Regions from separate parts of the Homo sapiens genome. Here region 2 is linked to region 1. A link is a loop called in an ENCODE intact Hi-C map of the cell type or tissue named here. Cell type or tissue: GM12878. All regions are shown on one strand. Each heading gives the region's core, and the rest is flanking DNA. Links, peaks and the distances in the headings are about the cores only. Region 1 overlaps DUSP16 (dual specificity phosphatase 16). Region 2 has its middle 3.6 kb from the start of CREBL2.

Region 1 (6,482 bases), core at 2,171-4,670:
CGGGCAGCCTGCTTTTATTCTCTTATCTGGCCCCACCCACATCCTGCTGATTGGTAGAGCCGAGTGGTCTGTTTTGACAGGGCACTGATTTGTGTGTTTACAATCCCTGAGCTAGACACAAATGTTCTCCAAGGCCCCACCAGAGTAGCTAGATACAGAGGGTTGATTGGTGCATTCACGAACCTTGAGCTAGACACAGGGTGCTGATTGGTGTGTTTACAAACCTTGAGCTAGATACAGAGTGCCGATTGGTGTATTTACAATCCCTGAGCTAGACATAAAGGTTCTCCAAGTCCCCACCAGACTCAGGAGCCCAGCTGGCTTCACCCAGTGGATCCTGCACCAGAGCTGCAGGTGGAGCTACCTGCCAGTCCCACGCCCTGTGCCCACACTCCTCAGCCCTTGGCTGGTTGATGGGACTGGGCGCTGTGGAGCAGGGGGCGGCGCTCGGGGAGGCTCAGGCCGCACAGGAGCCCACGGAGTTCGGGGAGGCTCAGGCATGGCGGGCTGCAGGTCCTGAGCCCTGCCCTGTGGGAAGGCAGCTAAGGCCCTGTGAGAAATTGAGCACAGCAGCTGCTGGCCCGGGTGCTAAAAGCCCCTCACTGCTCGGGCGGTGGGGCCAGCTGGCTGCTCCGAGCGCAGGGTCCGCTGAGCCCACGCCCACCTGGAACTCGCACTGGCCTGCAAGCACCGTGCGCAGCCCCGGTTCCCGCCCATGCCTCTCCCTCCACACCTCTCCCTCCACACCTCCCGGCAAGCTGAGGGAGCCGGCTCCGCCTTGGCCAGCCGAGAAAGGGGCTCCCACAGTGCAGCGGCGGGCTGAAGGGCTCCTCAAGTGCCGCCAAAGTGGAAGCCCAGGCAGAGGAGGTGCTGAGAGTGAGTGAGGGGTGTGAGGGCTGCCAGTGCGCTGTCACCTCTCACTAATTTCCCCTTAGTTTATTTTTTGTTTAAAATGGAGTTTCGCTCTTGTTGCCCAGGCTGGAGTGCAATGGCGAAATCTTGGCTCACTGTAACCTCCACCTCCTAGGTTCAAGCAATTCTCGTGCCTCAGCCTCCCAAGTAGCTGGGATGACAGGCACCCACACCTGGCTAATTTTTGTATTTTTAGTAGAGAAGGGATTTCACCAGGTAGGCCCGGTTGGTCTCAAACTCCTGACCTCAGGTAATCCACCTGCCTTGGCCTCCCAAAGTGCTGGGATTACAAGCGTGAGCCACCGCCCCCAGCCTCCCCTCTTAGTTTAATTCCTGGTCTAATTGTAGTTGTCACATCCAAACCAGTCCTCCAACAATAGCCTGCTGAGGCTGGTCATGAAGGGGCTCCGAGCACTGTCAGCAACTGGCCTGAACTTCAGGCTCTCCCAAGATCTGCATCTTCTCATTGGAAGCCTCTCACTGAAACAACTGTTCCTCCTGTTACCCTCTATCTCTGGAGGCTGATTTATTCTAATTCCCTTTATTCCTCTATCTCACTTCCACCTCTTTTTCTGCAGGGTCCTGGCCAAGATAGCTCTTCTAGTCTAGCTCACCCGGCCCAATCTTTCTTATAAATTTTCTTAAATGTAACTTCAACTCAACCAACTTCAAGGTCACCTGTGATTCTTTCTGTAGTCAATATTCCATCTGTTTGCACTGAAGCTTTATTCCTTCAATGCCTAATTTTTATGAAACTGATGAGACTAAGTTTCTAGTCTCATAAGTCATCAAATCTAGTGTCATGAGCAGAGAGGTTGTTGAGATGTATGTGGCAAGGACAAAGGACAGCTCTTCAACAATTGCCCTTCCTGTTTTTCCTGTAGGAATCGTAACATCATTTACATGTTATATCGAAATGGGCCATGTGTGTGTAGCTGGCCTTTTTTTTCCTACCATGTACTTGTGTGTTCTGGAATCAGTCAGCTAGAAAATATTTACCAAGTGTCTTAGGCTTTTTCACTGTAGTGTGCATTTAACGTACACAGTAAAGAATGAAGGCTGGCACTAAACTGTTAGCTAATCATCCGGTGTTCCATGTGAATGACAGAACACGGAATAAACCTGATGACACCACCACTTTATTTTGAGCTAAATCCTCATTTAAGTGAGAACAGGACAGGTTTCACCACTGCCTCCTTTGGCAACTTGAGTGGTGGTGTTCCCACCGAGTTTATGGCTGCAAAGATAGGTCTTTTCTCGTATTTATGTATAAACAGGTACCAGTTTTGATTTTATTTAATCATTTCATACATTAACATACATGACACATCAAAATGAGAAATGCACAGTTTAACCGTTCAACAGCTGGCCTTACTTCAAAAGAACACTATATTCATATTAAACATTTACAGTCTTTCCATCTAACTTTACACATGTCCTAAATCATTTTCCAGCACTTCTCACATAGAAGTCTAGTTTTGCTCTTTAAAATCACCATCTGTATCACCCCTAGTAGACGCGAGGGTTTCCCCAATTACATGCTGAAGAGAGCCAGCCACCACCCCACCTAAAGACATCCAAGCAGCTCCAGAGCCTGCCTCCGAGGCCACCCCTTCGCCACGGCAGTCTCGATTCCAAGAACTGATTATCTGACACTAGTGAACCAGCACTAAAGGCTGTAGGATGTGACTACATCACAGTTCCAGAAGGAAGGGGGACCATGGCCAAGAGAAGCCCTAAATGACAGAAGCTCATTAAAACCAAGTCCCCCAAACCTCCTGAAACATCGTTAGCAAGGAGCTACTGCTTTCCTTTCTTAAACATGTTTTGGGCATGACCACACTCTGGAAGTGGTGAACTGTTACACATTTGGTGTGTGTGTACATAACATCAAAAACTACTGTGTGAAACTTGAGAATGTCTGATTAAAGATTTCAATGTATATCTAAAAACTAACTCAAATCGTTGACCAGCACTTTCCCAGTATCATAACAATGCGGCTGACCCTCTTCTGCCTTCACTTTACACCCCATCATAGCACATTATTTGTGCACAACTAGTGAGGTCTGTGCGGCTCATCATCCCCATAACCAAGTCGGTCTGTGTTGAGTCATATCATTCTGTGCTGGTTTTAGAAGTCACCATAGGAAACATGAAGTCACATCCTGGTCAAAAAACTGTCCATTTCTCAAAAACAGAGAAAAACCTGAGATACGAGGCAGCAACTAGCGACACTTACAGGAAGGGAAAGAACAATGACAACACCCGCCCAGCCCCACCCCCAAAAAGCTGCTGTTGTGAATTAAGGCTTCAAAAGAGGACCCACATTGTAGCTGATAAAACTCAAGCCAGGAGGATGTTTGAAAGCCAATCTGCACTATCACTTGTTCCAGTGACCTCCTATGTTCAGCTGCCAGGACCGATTCCATACAGTGATTGTAGGTTGAGGACTGAGGACGCCCCTTTGCTCTCGCTCCATTTTGATTTGCTTTTTCCACTGAAGACACGCCGGCCAGCGTTTCCAAAAACAGCTTGGCCATGGCTTTGCACTCTATTCACAACTGATCAAAACTCAATGGTCTTCTCAGCTTTCTCAACCGTTTTATTCTGAATATTCCTTCCTCACTAAAGCCTCTCTCAGCCCTACTAGTAAATGTGAAAGTCTGAGGCAATCATAGAAACATCAGCCCCATCGCATGCCGAGGGGATAAAAGCCACTAAGGAAACAGGTTTCCTGCTTCTCCTCAGCAATTTGTACCTTTCTTAATCTTCCCATAATTTACCTCCCTAGGAAGTTTCCTATAAAATTCTGCCATATTATTACATTTTACCAACTGTATCCATGCAGTGAAGCAGAAAGGGCAAAAACATCTGCTTTGGCTGAGAATTTGAAGGTGCTGCTGCTCTGCTACCAACCCAAATAAATTCACATTTGGCTTGAAACCAAGTTCATCTTTATTTAAAGGATTGACAATCCCATTTTAAACAATTCTTTGATTTACAAAGAGGGAGGTAGACTCGTTAGCCTCCCAACCTTAGCTTAAATCGTGATGTTGCCAGGTTCCTGGTGGTTCAGCTGAATCCTAGACAGTTTCCCTTCTCTTCATAAAGCTGAGAAGAAAAAAAAATTATCTCCATCTAGGCCCACGGGAATTTTGTGCATAGACAGTTTGAATTGGTCTGAAAAGTGTGACTAGCTACCTACCTATTCACAATGCCTAGAAAATGGGCTACCAGATATGGTAGTGGTCAAAGCCCCGACTTTCCTGTCTGAGGTACTGGGTTTGCTCTAAGGTAGACCTTGGCAAGGCCCCTAATGGTCCGTCCAGCAGAGTGATGCTCGTGTCCCTCGGCTGTCAGGTGAGCGTGGGTTTGTGAATCAGCTTTGGATAGGATCATTTCTCTTGGATTTACCACTAGGCTCTGTCCCTAACAGGGTCTACCTACCTGACCCCCAAGCTGGCTCAGTCTCAGCGCTAAGGTGTACTATGGAAGGGTCCGGACAAAGACTAATATTTGAGATCTCTTAGTAGCACAACGTGAAAATGGTAGGGGATTTTGTCCTCCAACACCAAAGACACTTGCTTTTTTAAGAACAAGAGGATGTGTAATTCACTGAATAAAATGGTTTTCCTCCGTCTAGGGGGGATTCTAGCATCTGCCCTTCCATTTTTGTTGAGAGAAGTATTAGCTGATCTCTCAAATGCAGATGTTAAGAGAGTAACAACTGGGTTGATCCACCTGTTGCTTTTACACCATAGCTCCATTTTCCAAAAATATATATGTATGTACATATATATATTTCAGATTTACAGGGAATTTTTTTGTGAACAAGAAAAAAAAATTGTCTATAGAAGTCACAAGTGTCTTTCTTCTCAGGAGACCTCAATGATTTCCATGCTGCCCGAAAAGCTAGACTGACTGCCCACTTTCCCCAGCTCTTCCCGTGACCTGTTCTCTGACATGATGCTCTCTCCAAATTCCATTTGGCAGCTTCTGCGTTTAAACTGCTTTTCAAAGGGGCTCTCTTCATGCCAGCTCCGCCGCGAGTCAGCTCTGTCACTTGGCTTCTGCCGCCTGCGCACAGAATAGACTTGGTCTCCGCAAGTGGGCAGCTGGCTGCAGCTGTAGGCAGAGTAACTGGCACTGCCTCCGTAGATGGCTGAGGCAGAGTAGAAGTGTGAGGACTCTGTGGCAAAATACCAGCTGCTGGTCAGGGAAGGGGTAGAGGTCTGGGGGGCCAAGATATCCGAGTGCCAGCCCTTAAGGCCCAGGCCAGCAGACTTCGTGAGGTGCTGCTGGCTGGTGGAAAGGCCGAAAAGGAAGCTGGTGTGGTAATTGTCCTCCACGCTCCCACTTCGATGCAGTGGAGATAAAAGGGACCTCTGGGCGGTGCCACTGCTGCTGGTTCTGACCGAATGCAATCGCTTGCTCTGGCTGTCTGAAGGCCTGGCGGTCTGCAGCTTCTTGGGGATGCTGGCTTCCTCCTTATCAGGACTGGTTTCGGGAGTCTGCTCCGATAGTTCCTGAACAGGGGAGAACTGGCATAGCTTGTTGGTCCCATCCAGAGTAGTGGAAGGTTTGTAGTATTCCAAAGCATCTTCTGATGAGGAGAAGCCATGTAAGGATGCTGCCATGCTGGCTGAATATGAAACTGATTTGATATCCAGAGAGAAGGAACGCTTGAGCTTATTGCTGTCTTCCAGCCTGTCTGCGGACAGGTGCAGCCCACTGAGCGCCTGTACCAGCGGGCTGTCCTCTAACAGCGACGGCTGCACGCTGGGCACGCTGGGCACGCTGGCGGGATGCACGGGCCTTTGTCCTGCTGCCTCTGAGGTAGCAGAGTCGGCACAGGGTGGACTGAGGGGCGTCTCGCTTTTCTGTCCACCCTCTGAGACAGCAGGGACAGGTTCATTTGGCTTCTCCAGGTGCAGCAGCTTGAGTTTGCTCTTTGGCCCTGATGCTCCAGTCTGGTTCTTAATCTTCTTCTCATAGTCCAGGAGTTGGCCCAGAAAATTGAAGTTTGGAGATATAGTAGGTCTTTTTTCTTTCACAAATCTGCAGAGAGAGGAAAAAACAAAAACCCGAATTTTACAACTACACTTTATCTTAAGAATATTAAGTGAATAAATGAGATAGGGAATTATCAGGCAGACCTCAAAAACTTTGGAAGATGATTGGTTTACAAGTTCGGGGAGATGCTTCAAGGTGGAGAATACAAAGGCCCTAGGCACTGGGGAAGCTTTGCACACATCCTGGAGTATGCCAGAAGAGGCAGCTGGGCCCCAAAGGCTCTAGTTTTTGTCTCCTTATTTTCAAAGGCCCAGGGCTCCCAATGCAGCTGATAAGAGATGGTATGGGGTTTTGTTGGTGGTGGTCTTTTTTTTTTTTAAGAGACAGAGACTTGTTCTGTCGCCCAGGCTGGAATACAGTGGCATGATCATAGCTCACTGCAGCCTCGAATTCCTGGGCACGTGCAGTCCTCCCACCTCAGCCTCCTGAGTAGCTGGGATTACAGGACTACACGCTTGGCTAATTTTAATTTTTAAAGTTTCTTTTGTAGAGAAAGG
Region 2 (6,482 bases), core at 2,394-4,893, 130 kb after region 1:
TTCTTTAGCAGCAGAAGAAAAATGTGCTCTTTATTGCCAAAAATAAACACTTTTTAAAAGACGACTTCTGTTCCTCAATAAATATCCCTTCCTTTCTATAGTGGATCTCTGGTTTTCTCCAGGCTGCCTAATTAACTGCTTTGGGTGTGTTCCTAACTGGAGACAGTGCTGAGGGGTCAGGGCCACAGCCTTCATTAAGGAGAAATGAAATACTCCTCCTGTGTACGTAGGAGGTGCCCTTGGTCCCGCCGGCCGCTGCCACCACCACCAAACTAAATGATCAGGCTCTTGGTGGTGAAGGGGTTCATAAATGCTGGGTAGAGAAAGGAATATTAGGTTTATTGGCAGGGAGGGGACAGCCAGGGTCTAATGCTATTCTCAGAAGGTTACTCTCAAATTAGGGACACCTGGGAATTTGAAGTGTTAGTGGCCCTGGGGAAAGGACTGGAAGGATTTATAAGCCCCTTGAATGAACGCCGTGGCACTCAATCTTAACACCAGAAATCTAAGGTACAACTGAAAATTACTCCTTTTGGACAGAAAGGAACAGAAGGGAGAATTGGTTTTATTTTTTCGGGTTGTTTGTTTTTTGTTTTTTTTTGAGACGGAGTCTCGCTCTGTCGCCCAGGCTGGAGTGCAGTGGCGCAATCTCGGCTCACTGCCAGATCTGCCTCCTGGGTTCATGCCATTCTCCTGCCTCAGCCTCCCAAGTAGCTGGGACTACAGGCGGCCGTCACCACGCCCAGCTAATTTTTTGTATTTTTAGTAGAGACGGGGTTTCACCGTGTTAGCCAGGATGGTCTCCATCTCCTGACCTCGTGATCCGCCCGTCTCAGCCTCCCAAAGTGCTGGGATTACAGGGGTGAGCCACCGTGGCTGGCCGAGAATTGTTAAAGAAGGTACTGGACTATACTTTCTCAGCTCTCTCCTACCTCCCCGACCCTAACCCCCATGGGTATCCAGTTTCTACTTGCTGCTCTTCAAATGCTGAAAGCCCAACCACAGCAATCAGATCTACTCAGATCTTCCCCCTCTTATAACATCCATCCTCCAAAACCATATATTCCTCTTTTCTCCCCCATGTAAACCCTGTGTTAAATTAATATTTAGGGAGCAGGTAAGAGAAAAAGAAGCATATCCATACTAAAGTGTAAATGACTAATAGGGATGCTTGGAAAGCCCTCTCTTACAAAGGGTTGCTCAGTTTTAAACAGTTGCTTATTGGCCAAATAAATACATTTTCTATTATTTCCTCAAATAAGGGCGCATTTTATTCTTTCTCACTGGGCGAGGGACGTATATGGCTTAGAAACAGCAACAGTAGGCCAGGCACGGTGGCCTGTAATTCCAGCACTTTGGGAGGCCAAGGCAGGTGGATCACCTGAGGTCGGGAGTTTGAGACCAGGTTGGCCAACATGGTGAAAGCCCGTCTCTACTAAAAGTACAAAAATTAGCTGGGTGTGGTGACACATTGTAATCCCAGCTACTCGGGAGGCTGAGGCAGGAGAATCGCTTGAACCTGGGAGGCAGAGGTTGCAGTGAGTCGAGATCACACCACTGCACTCCAGCCTGGGCGACAGAGTGAAGACTCCATCTCAAAAAAAAAAAAAAAGAAAGAAAGAAACAACAACAGTATTTTAAGCAGAAAAGAGTAAATAGTACAGTATCAAGAACTACTGGTGTTGCATTTGAAGGGAAGCTTTTAGTATGTTGGTGAAGGGGAAGAGGTGAGGGAAAGTTTGAGCTTGGAAGGTTTTAGTTCCTTGAGCTTCATTTTCTCTTCCTTATTTTTATGCTGATTGGGTCTCTTTTTCCTTGTCAACAGACTGCTTCAGTACTTCTTGGCTTTATTTATTTATTTTGCTCCTGCTAACAAGCTGGAGGCTGAGTTATGTGCTCAGTCTGAAAATGTTCCTTTTGACTGTTGTCTCTGAACTTTCTAACCAATACAGAGAGTAAATAGGTACTGTGCTGTATGCAAATGTAGGCATATTTGTCCGTGTAGGCCAAAGGAGGGGAGGCATGTTGCAAAATGCCTTTAGAACAAAAACAAACGTTTCCAATAGAGTATTTTATAGCCTTTTGAAAATAAGCTAAACTTTTAGAAAACGAAAAGTACAGAGGAAGACTTATCTATAAAATAAATTGGAAAAAACCACACACAAAACAAAACATGACTAATACTTCGACAGTGAGTTCACCTCAAGCATTTCATGAATTTCACATGACCCACCCACTTTTTCTCTGTACCTCTGAGGATTACCATATTAGCAGCAATAATTACTCTTTTGTTCAAGTGCCAGATTTACATATCAACGTAGCCATGGCATTCCTGAATGTAGAATATTGTACTGTTCGCCTCGTTTGTGGTTTCTATAATAAGGTTAATTTTTGTTCCCTTACCCTCCTCACTTAATCTCATGCCACCCCCTACCTTTCTTCAATTAGTGGTTTGTTTTTTACTTTGAATAGTTTTTCTCCTTTCCTTTCTCAGTCTCTGTGTCATGATTTGAACTATCCTCAAATTCACTGTACGAACCATGCTGCATTTAAAACTTTTTATCACCCAGCCATGGATGATCAATTCTTTGAAAAGACAAGCCAAAGACAGAGAAGTTATGAATGGGCATTTCTAGGATGACTCTAGAATACCTTCTTCCCCAAGTTTAGGATGTGTGGTAAGATGCGTCAGAAGTTACCATGGTAGATTTCATGGCCATCTTTGTCTTTTTTTTTTTTTTGAGATGGAGTCTCGCTCTGTCACCCAGGCTGGAGTGCAGTAGTGCAATCTCGGCTCACTGCAAGCTCTGCCTCCTGGGTTCACGCCATTCTCCTGCCTCAGCCTCCCGAGTAGCTGGGACTACAGGGGACTGCCACCATGCCTGGCTAATTTTTTGTATTTTTAGTAGAGATGGGGTTCACCGTGTTAGCCAGGATGGTCTCGATCTCCTGACCTCGTGATCTGCCTGCCTCAGCCTCCCAAAGTGCTGGGATTACAGGCGTGAGCCACCACACCCGGCCCATCTTTGTCTTTTCCTTGGTAGGCCTTTAAAAAAAATTATTGCTATTTCTAGATTTTATTGGAGATGGATCTAGCAAAAATTTCCAGAATTGCATCAGACATTTTTAATTTCCAATGGATGTTTGGAAAGGGTTGGACAGTTTTAAAATTTTTCAGACTCAAACATGTCAAACTGGCCAGGTGCAGTGGCTCACACCTGTAATCCCAACACTTTGGGAGGCCAAGGTGGGCCGATCACCTGAGGTCAGGAGATTGAGACCATCCTGGCCAACATGGTGAAACCCTGTCCCTACTAAAAATACAAAAATTAGCTGGGCATGCTGGCACATGCCTATAATCCCAGCTACTTGGGAGTCTGAGGTAGGAGGATTGCTTGAACCCGGGAGGCAGAGGTTGCAGTGAGCTGAGATCATGCCACTGCACTCCATCCTGGCAACAGAGCTAGACTCCACCTCAAAAAAGAAAAAAAAAAGTGTCAAACTAAATGGAAAGCCAGCTTGGGCCTAACAAGCTATTTTAATGAGCATTCTTTCTCTGTGATGTTCCCCAGGGGATATGAGCCCAAGAAGACCCATGTGGCCCAGGGAGTAACATGATCATCTTGGCTCTGTTTAGACACCTGTGCCCAGCGGTAAGGGGACCAGGAGGCAGACAGATAGATGAGGGCATGGAGGCATGCAGACCCATTAGGAGTGGGTGTGCACCATGCTACTTAGAAAGTTACTACAAGAAACTCCATAGCAGTGACAGAGGCTTGATGCAACATAGGCCAACAGTGCCTCTATGTGGGGTGTCTGAGAGTATATGAAATGTGTTTGTGACTGTTGGGGAGGGAGTGAAGAGAGGAGAAATGTATGTGTTTTTTAAAGGAATTGCATGCCTTGGAGGTTCCTTTTGAGAAGATGATATAGGAAAAAAAGATTGAGAACCGTAGATATAGAACACATCCAGGATGCTGAGAGCACATTCTTCCCCTAACCATTTAAAAAACACTTTGCTGTGTTTGCTCTTCTAATCAGTCTGATGCGCAGCTTTCCCTGCCCACCATAAGTTTTACATCCTCTTACCTTCAACTTATCACCACATAGATATTAAACTTGATCTGTATTATTTTTTACCAGATGCTTTGTTTAGTGAATGGTCTAAGTTTTCTGTATGTCACCTCCTGGATTATAAAGTCCTTGAGGATTTACACTGTAATTTTAGAAGTTAATACACCTACTAGGTGCAGTGGCTCATGCCTGTAATTCCAGCACTTTGGGAGGCCGAGGCGGGCGGATCACGAGGTCAGGAGATAGAGACCATCCTAGATAACACGGTGAAACCCAGTCTGTACTAAAAATACAAAAATTAGCTGGGCGTGGTGGTGGGCGCCTGTAGTCCCAGCTACTCGGGAGGCTGAGGCAGGAGAATGGCATGAACCTGGGAGGCAGAGGCTGTAATGAGCCGAGATTGCACCACTGCACTCCAGCCTGGGTGACAGAGCGAAACTCTGTCTCAAAAAAAAAAAAAAAAGTTGCATGGGACACACTTTCCTAAAAGAGTATTTGCGGTTTATCTGAAATTCGAATGTAATTGAGTATTCTGTGTCTATATTGCTAAATCTGAGAACTCTACCTCAGTTGGATTTTGCAAGGGTTGAGAAAGCACTTTGTGAGTCTTTGAAAAGGTGTGAGCCAAAGGGCTCTTCAGGAGCAGCATTGACAAATATGCAATCTTTGTCAAGTTCTCAAAGGCCCGAGGTAGGCCAAAACAAAAACAACAGTAAAAACAAGCTCACTGACTTTATTAAATGAGGACACAGCCAGTTATTTTTAAAATAACTTTATTGAGATATAATCCACTCATTTAAAGTGGTTTAACTACAGTTAAACTACAATTTAGTGGTTTTTAATATATTCACAGGATGTGCAACCATCACCAAAATCAATTTTAGATAATTTTCTTTTCTTCTTTTTTTTTTTTTTTTTTTTTGAGTCGGAGTTTCGCTCTTGTTGCTCAGGCTGGAGTGCAATGGCACGGTCTCAACTCACTGCAACCTCCGCCTCCTGGGTTTAAGCCATTCTCCTGCCTCAGCCTCCCACGTAGCTGGGATTACAGGTATGCTCTCCCAGGCCTGGCCAACTTTGTATTTTTAGTAGAGATGGGTTTCTCCATGTTGGTCAGGCTGGTCTCGAACTCCTGACCTCAGGTGATCAGCCCACCTCGGCCTCCCAAAGTGCTGGGATTACAGGCGTGAGCCACCATGCCCGGCTGAATTTTAGATCATTTTCATCACCTCAAAAAGAAACCCAGTACTCATTAACCGTCACTCTCCTTTCCAGGATCCCTCCATCCCTGCCATTCTTCAACCCTAGCCCTTGGCAACCACTAATGGATTTTTTGGTCTATTTAGATGTGCCTGTTCCAGACACTTCATTATAAATGGAATCATACAATATGTGGCCTATTGTGTCTGGCTTTTTTCACTTCACATAAAGTTTTCAAGGTTCAGACATATTGAAGTGTGTATATCCCTTCATTTTTTTTCATTGCTGAATAATATTTCTTTCCTTTTTTTTTGAGACAGAGTCTTGCTCTGTTGCCCAGGCTGGAGTGCCGTGATCACAGCTCACTTCAGCCTCCAACTCCAGGGCTCAAACGATCCTCCCACCTGGGCCTCCCGAGTGGCTAGGACTACAAGCACCACCACCACACCCAAGTAATTTTTAAATTTTTTGTAACACACCCAACTAATTTTTAATTTTTTTTGTAGAGACTGCATCTTACTATATGGGTCTTCTTCCTTCTTCTTTCTTCTTCCTTCTTCTCCTTCTTCTTCCTTCATCGTTCTTCTTCCTTCTTTCATTCTTCTTCTTCTTTTTTTTTTTTTTAAATACAGTGTCTGGCTCTGTCGCCCAGGCTGGAGTGCAGTGGTACAATCTTGGCTTATTGCAGCCTCTGCCTCCCAGGCCCAAGTGATCCTCTCATGTCAGCCTCCCCAGTAACTGGGATTACAGGCATGTGCCACCACACTCGACTAATTTTTGTATTTTTTTGTAGAGACAGGTTTTGCTATGTTGCCCAGGCTGGTCTCGAACTCTTGGGCTAAAGCAATCCTCCCGCCTCGGCCTCCCAACGTGCTGGGATTACAGGCGTGACCCACCACCCCTGGCCAGTATTTCTTAATTTGTATAGTCCACACTGGTTTATCCATTCATCCAGTAAAGGACATTTGCGTTGTTTCCACTTTTTGACTATTATGAATAATGCTGCTAGGAAAGAACATTTATATACAAGTTTTTGTGTAGTCACTCGTTTTAATTTCTCTTGGGTATGGGAGTGGCCAATATTCTGAAGAACTGCCAAATTTCTTCCCAAAGTAGCTGCACTATTTTACATACTTAGTTTTTGTTTTTCGTTTTTTTTTAAATAAAGAACCTTTAGGGTTTCCTCAGCGTCCCAGAGGAGGGCCTGCTTC

Evidence for each region. Peaks named below come from ENCODE experiments on the same cell type or tissue, not always from the same donor. Only the 100,000 strongest peaks of a DNase experiment are listed, where the experiment ranks them.
Region 2: it touches region 1 in a loop (2.8-fold over the local background); 8 of 110 quality-filtered maps call a loop at or near these places.

What each region holds. Positions count from the first base shown.
Region 1 is chr12:12,472,046-12,478,527 of GRCh38, forward strand. DUSP16 (dual specificity phosphatase 16) reads right to left here. Exons shown (of 7, transcript NM_030640.3): 7 at 1,237-5,970. The coding sequence ends at 4,788. Among named protein-coding and RNA genes, the nearest start is that of DUSP16, 88 kb to the right of the region's middle. In GM12878, for the core only: a CTCF peak has its summit at 3,144; a DNase peak (open chromatin) is centred at 3,046; H3K4me3 peaks cover 599 bases; H3K27ac peaks cover 2,352 bases.
Region 2 is chr12:12,605,082-12,611,563 of GRCh38, forward strand. No RefSeq gene overlaps it. Among named protein-coding and RNA genes, the nearest start is that of CREBL2, 3.6 kb to the right of the region's middle. RefSeq lists a silencer at 3,250-3,468 and an enhancer at 6,164-6,482. In GM12878, for the core only: a CTCF peak has its summit at 3,792; a DNase peak (open chromatin) is centred at 3,760; H3K4me3 peaks cover 282 bases; H3K27ac peaks cover 481 bases.